Linked DNA regions of Homo sapiens: region 2 is linked to region 1. The links are chromatin loops, found by intact Hi-C in ENCODE. Cell type or tissue: heart right ventricle. All regions are shown on one strand. Links, peaks and the distances in the headings refer to the core of each region. The heading gives the core; the rest is flanking DNA. Region 1 overlaps CASC15 (cancer susceptibility 15). Region 2 overlaps CASC15 (cancer susceptibility 15).

Region 1 (2,921 bases), core at 271-2,770:
GTATTGTGGCATGTGTAAGTCTGAGAAAATATTTAGGTGAATCCCTTGAAATTGTCAGTATTTCAAGGGTTAAAAAAAGACAGTTTCACATAGTTCAAATGAAAGCAACAATTAGGTTTTTGCTAGAACTTCTCTGGGTCCACCAATGGGATGTATGGAGTGGTTTTAAAAAACCACACAAGGCTGGGCGCGGTGGCTCACGCCTGTAATCCCAGCACTTTAGGAGGCTGAGGCAGGCAGATCACCTGAGGTCAGGAGTTTGAGACCAGCCTGGCCAATGTGGGGAAACCCTGTCCCTACTAAAAATACAAAAATTAGCTGGGTGTGGTGGCACACACCTGTGATCCCAGCTACTCGGGAGGTTAAGGCGGGAGAATCGCTTGAACCCAGGAGGTGGACTTTGCAGTGAGCTGAGATGGTGCCACTGCCCTCCAGCCTGGGCAACAGAGTGAGGCTCTGTCTCAAAAATGAATAAATAAATAAAAATTTTAAAAACCACACAAGTTTTGGCATCCAACTGGATTTTTTTCCTTTTGCATATGCTTTTCTAACATATGCAGATATTTTCTTTGATTTTTCTTATAATCAGGCTTTCTTACTTTTTCTAAAATTGTAGTTATTGCCTCGAATCTCATAGCAGAGGAGTAGAGGCAACAAAAAGGAGAGCCAAGTGTGGGAGCAATTGAAGACCGTGGAGTTTTTTCAGATCATTCGCCTGGGAACTTGCATGGCAGTTGTGGGGTTCCAAAGATCCAAAATCAGGTGTTGTAACTTAGCTGACTTGAATATTTACTTTGAAAATAAGAAATGAATGTTAAAAAGTTGAAAAGTTATACACATGGGCACAATTTATTGAAACCTTTTCTTAGGGTAGATTGAACCTTGTTGAAAGTTGTGAAATTTGCTCAAATAGTCATTTTTTCTCTTTTTTTCTAGGTCTGAATGATTTCATGAATATTGTGGTAGTTTGGGCAAAGAACAAATTTGCTTAGTCAAGAAACATTAAAAGCCTCTACGAAGGCCTAGAGGTGGTGAAATCAGTGGTCCTCTGGTGGGCATGGTGTGTGTGTGTGTGCGCGCACACGCGTGTGACTCATCTGGGGTTGGCTCAGAGTGAAAGAGACAGATGCTTCCTTCGCCTGCTTGTTTCCTGGTTTTCAAAGCCCCTATTTCATTGTTGTTTTATTTTAAGGTTCGATGCCTTCTCCATCCGTCAGTGAGGGTGTGGAGAGCCTGCAGGCGTGTGCCTCCCTCTGTAACTTGCTATTCCTTGTGTAATGTCAAGTGGAAGTGTGAAGCACCACAAACTGCTCTGAGCAGAGCCCACTTCCCTTCACCCACGGAGAGCGTGAAGCAGTTACACCAACATCAATCAAGGAAAACCCACAGGCTGAGCTCACACGGTTGAAGCAGGTGCGTGAGCGAGCGTTCTGTGACAGGCACACGTGATTGAGGTGTACCTCGGCGTCTTGCCCACAGATGTCGGTTGCGATGACTGTGTGGGGCTGTGCCCATTCCCTGCAGAGCCGAGCCTGTCATGCTTGTGGGACACAGTGGGTGCAGCTCTTGGCAGCTCAGTGGGGTGAGCAGGTCAGGTAGTTCTGAAGTAGGCTTCTTTGCTGTTTACTCACTTGTTTAATGGTGAGGAGAAGAATCCAGGAGAAATAGTGTTTTATTTTCTTTCAGTGGTGTTTTGCAGTGAGAACACCCCTGGGATTACTCCTTTAAAACAGTAAACAAGAGGCCGGGTGTGGTGGCTCAGGTCTATAATACCAGCTCTTTGAGAGGCCGAAGCAGGAAGATTGTTTGAGCCCAGGAGTTCAAGATCAGCCTGGGCAACATCTCTAAAAGACACCATCTCTAAAAGAATTTTTTATTTTTTAATTTGCCTTGTGTGGTGGTGTCCCCTTGTTCTCCCAGCTACTTGGAGGCAGAGGTGGAAGGATCCCTTAAGCCTGGGAGGTCGAAACTGCAGTGAGCCATGGTTGCGCCACTGCACTCCAGCCTGGGCAACAGAGCGAGACCCTGTCTCAGAAATAAATAAATAAATGAAATAAAATAGTAAACAAGAAAACATTAGTATTAATTGATTTGCTAAGCCTAAGGGGGAAAATGTAAGGTCTTGAATCTCTGTATGTATGCATATGTGTGTATACATATCTATCAATATCTATCAAATGTGTATGTATGGAGTGGTTTTAAAAAACCACACAAGGCTGGGCGTGGTGGCTCACGCCTGTAATCCCAGCACTTTAGGAGGCTGAGGCAGGCGGATCACCTGAGGTCAGGAGTTTGAGACCAGCCTGGCCAATGTGGGGAAACTCTGTCCCTACTAAAAATACAAAAATTAGCTGGGTGTGGTGGCACACGCCTGTAATCCCAGCTACTCGGGAGGCTAAGGCAGGAGAATCGCTTGAACCCAGGAGGTGGAGTTTGCATATGTAGAGTAGACGTTTGTGTACACACATATATGTATATGTAAATATGTGTGTGCATGCATCAACACAGGCACCAATTTAAAGCAAAACTCAAGTGGGCCATGAGATAAAGAGAGAATGTCAATATCTAGACATTTAAAAATATCTGCTGACAAGGTGAAGGGGCTAGTAAAAAAATGCATATCTCATCCTAAGTCGAACCATCTTGATATGTATTGAGCTTTAGAAAATTTTCACAAAAGTTTTGAGCAATCTTAATTTTAAAAATACAGAGGCAGTTAATACTAAGACTTCAATATATATTGTGCTTTGTAAAAAGTGGCCAGTCTCTCAAGGCTGCTAATACCTGCTATTGGTTATGAGTATCTACTTTGAGCTGACACTTCAAAATGTTATACATATTATTTGCATTTACATATGTGAAACAATCACCCTTTCTTTAAGCAATGTAAAGTAAAACAAGACATATTTTTAAACTACTAA
Region 2 (2,921 bases), core at 321-2,820, 58 kb before region 1:
AGTGTAAGCTCTGTTTCCCAAGGCTTGGTTTGGAATTTAAACCATTTTAATAGGGAACTGTATAAGAAAATCTCGTGTAATGCCTGAAAAATGTACAGTTTCAGATCTGGTGCATGAGGCTGTTTGCTGGCTCTGACACAGGATTTTTGTAAGAGTGACCCATAAGAATCTTTGGAAAGGAGAATTTTCATTAACACAGGGTGTTCAAAGCTGTGTTTGAACCAGTAGGAGCCCAACAGCTCTACACACACAGTGTTCTAACAGTGCATTGTCAGAGGGTAATAAACCCAAGAGCTGCATCTATAAAGTCTTATTTTGAAAGCTGATTGCTAACACGTGAACACTTACCATGATTATGGCCAAAATTAGAGCTTGTTGTTTTTATAATACTTACAGAAATTCATTTTTAAAGAACTTTAAAAATTAAACATTAATATCCTCTCTACTTAGCTGTGTGATACAGAGTGTTCAGGAAAATTTATGTCTCTTGTAGTTCATGTTTATCCCTAGGCTGAAAAACTTTAAACCATTTTTAGCCCCTTCCTTCGAGGATATTGCCTAGCTTTTTGATTTATGTAACTTAGATTATGTAGGTCAATTCGTTGACTAGAAACTCATCTAAATAAGGTTTACTTCTGAATCTTGGTGTTTAAATAGCTTTGGGGGAAAATGTGCTTAACTAAATGTTTTTTTTCTTAAAGTAAGGCAGTAACCATTGAGTGTTTGTTTTTTCATTAACTTTTTTTTTAAATTTTAAGTTATGCTTTTTAGAAATATCAAAGTCGTTTTTTATGTTTGTTTCTTCGGTAGTATATTTGGAAACCTTTGGAAAATAGGTTTATGTTTTGTTGTTTATAGCCATTATAATATAAACCTTGAGGCTGGATAATCTTTCTGGATATTTCTTTTCTTTTTTTTTAAATTTTACTTTAAGTTCTGGGACACATGTGCAGAATGTGGAGGTTTGTTACATAGGTATATGTGTACTATGGTGGTTTGCCGCACCTATCGACCTGTCCTCCAAGTTTCTTCCCCTCGCCCCCCAACCCTGGATATTTCTTTTTTTCTTTTCTTTTTTTTTTTTTTTTTGAGACGGAGTCTCGCTCTGTTGCCCAGGCTGGAGTGCAGTGAGTGGCGCGATCTCGGCTCACTGCAAGCTCCGCCTCTCAGGTTCACGCCATTCTCCCGAGTAGCTGGGACTACAGGTGCCCACCACCACGCCCGGCTAATTTTTTTGTATTTTCAGTAGAGACAGGGTTTCACTTTGTTAGCCAGGATGGTCTCGATCTCCTGACCTCGTGATCTGCCCGCCTCGGCCTTCCAAAGTGCTAGGATTACAGGCGTGAGCCACTGCGCCCAGCCGTTATTTCTTAAAGAAGTATCAAATACTAGTCCAGTTTAATTTGCCATAAGTTTTAAACTCCTTTCTTGGTCTCTTGATATCTCCCAATACTCGATTCCTACAGGTAAAGCAAGTGATTACTATTTGGTTTTGAAATGATATGGGATGTTTAAAAAATGGTAAAACTCTAAGGTACGATTATATGATTACACTATTCTCAGTCTCTTTGAGTCAACACTTTGGGTGAAGAACAATACTTGTGTTCCTAAAAATAAATACTTTGTCCATTTCCCCATGAATAGTAATCAAACTTTTACCTGATTAAAGAAATTCTTTTTTTTTTTTTTTTTTTTTGAGGTGGAGTCTCACCCTGTTGCCCAGGTTGGAGTGCAGTGGCATGATCTCGGCTCATGGCAACCTCTGCCTCCTGGGTTCAAGCGATTCTCCTGCCTCAGCCTCCGAAGTAGCTGGGATTACAGCCATGCGCCACCAGGCCTGGCTAATTTTGTATTTTTAGTAGAGACAGGGTTTTACCATGTTGGCCAGGCTGGTCTTGAACTTCTGACCTCAGGTGATTCACTTGCCTTGGCCTCCCAAAGTGCTGGGATTACAGGCGTGAGCCACTGTGCCCAGCCAAAGAAATTCTTTTAGCAATTCTATAAGTGACTGATTTTTTTTTATTTTTAATTTTTACTCTTTTTGAGACAGGTTCTCACTCCCTTCCCCCAGGCTGGAGTGCAGTGGTATGGTTATGGCTCACTGCAGCCTTGACCTCCTGGGCTCAAACAATCTTCTCACTTCAGCCTGCCAAGTAGCTGGAACCACAGGCATGCACCACAGTGCCTGGCTAATTTTTATAATTTTTGGAGGGATGGGGTTTTGCCATGTTGCTCAGGTTGGTCTCGAACTCCCGGGCTCAAGCAATCTGCCCACCTTGGCCTCCCAAAGTGTTGGAATTACAAGCATGAGCCACTGCACCCAGCCCTGATTTTTATTTTTTTATTATTTATTTATTTTTTTTTTGAGACAGAGTCTCGCTCTGTCACCCAGGCTGGAGTGCAGTGGTGTGATCTTGGCTCACTGCAAGCTCTGCCTCCTGGGTTCACGCTGTTCTCCTGCCTCAGCCTCCCGAGTAGCTGGGACTACAGGCGCCTGCCACCACGCCCGGCTAATTTTTTCTATTTTTTAGTAGAGATGGGGTTTCACCATGTTAGCCAAGATGGTCTGGATCTCCTGACCTCGTGATCTGCCCGCCTCAGTCCCCCAAAGTGCTGGGATTACAGGCGTGAGCCACCGAGCCTGGCCTTTTTTAAATTTTTAAATAAGAGACAGATTGTCACTATGTTCTCCAGGCTGGAGTTTAGTGGCTATTCACAGGTGTGATCATAATGCACTATAGCCTTGAACTCCTGGACTCCTAGGCTCAAGCAATCCTGTCTCAGCTTCCTATCTGGGAGTACAGGTGTGCACCACAGTGCCCAGCTTTGAGATTTTGAATAAACTCAGTGGGGAATGTAGTTATGCTAAATTAGGCTGTTATTACTTTATTATTTTAATTCCAAATGCAAGATAATATGCC

The links. Peaks named below come from ENCODE experiments on the same cell type or tissue, not always from the same donor. Only the 100,000 strongest peaks of a DNase experiment are listed, where the experiment ranks them.
Region 2: it touches region 1 in a loop (2.1-fold over the local background); 2 of 110 quality-filtered maps call a loop at or near these places.

Annotation. Positions count from the first base shown.
Region 1 is chr6:22,061,828-22,064,748 of GRCh38, forward strand. All of the region lies in intron 8 of CASC15 (cancer susceptibility 15), which reads left to right. Among named protein-coding and RNA genes, the nearest start is that of NBAT1, 84 kb to the right of the region's middle. In heart right ventricle, for the core only: no CTCF peak of the experiment used is centred there; a DNase peak (open chromatin) is centred at 1,378; H3K27ac peaks cover 1,059 bases.
Region 2 is chr6:22,003,327-22,006,247 of GRCh38, forward strand. All of the region lies in intron 6 of CASC15 (cancer susceptibility 15), which reads left to right. Among named protein-coding and RNA genes, the nearest start is that of NBAT1, 140 kb to the right of the region's middle. In heart right ventricle, for the core only: no CTCF peak of the experiment used is centred there; no DNase peak of the experiment used is centred there.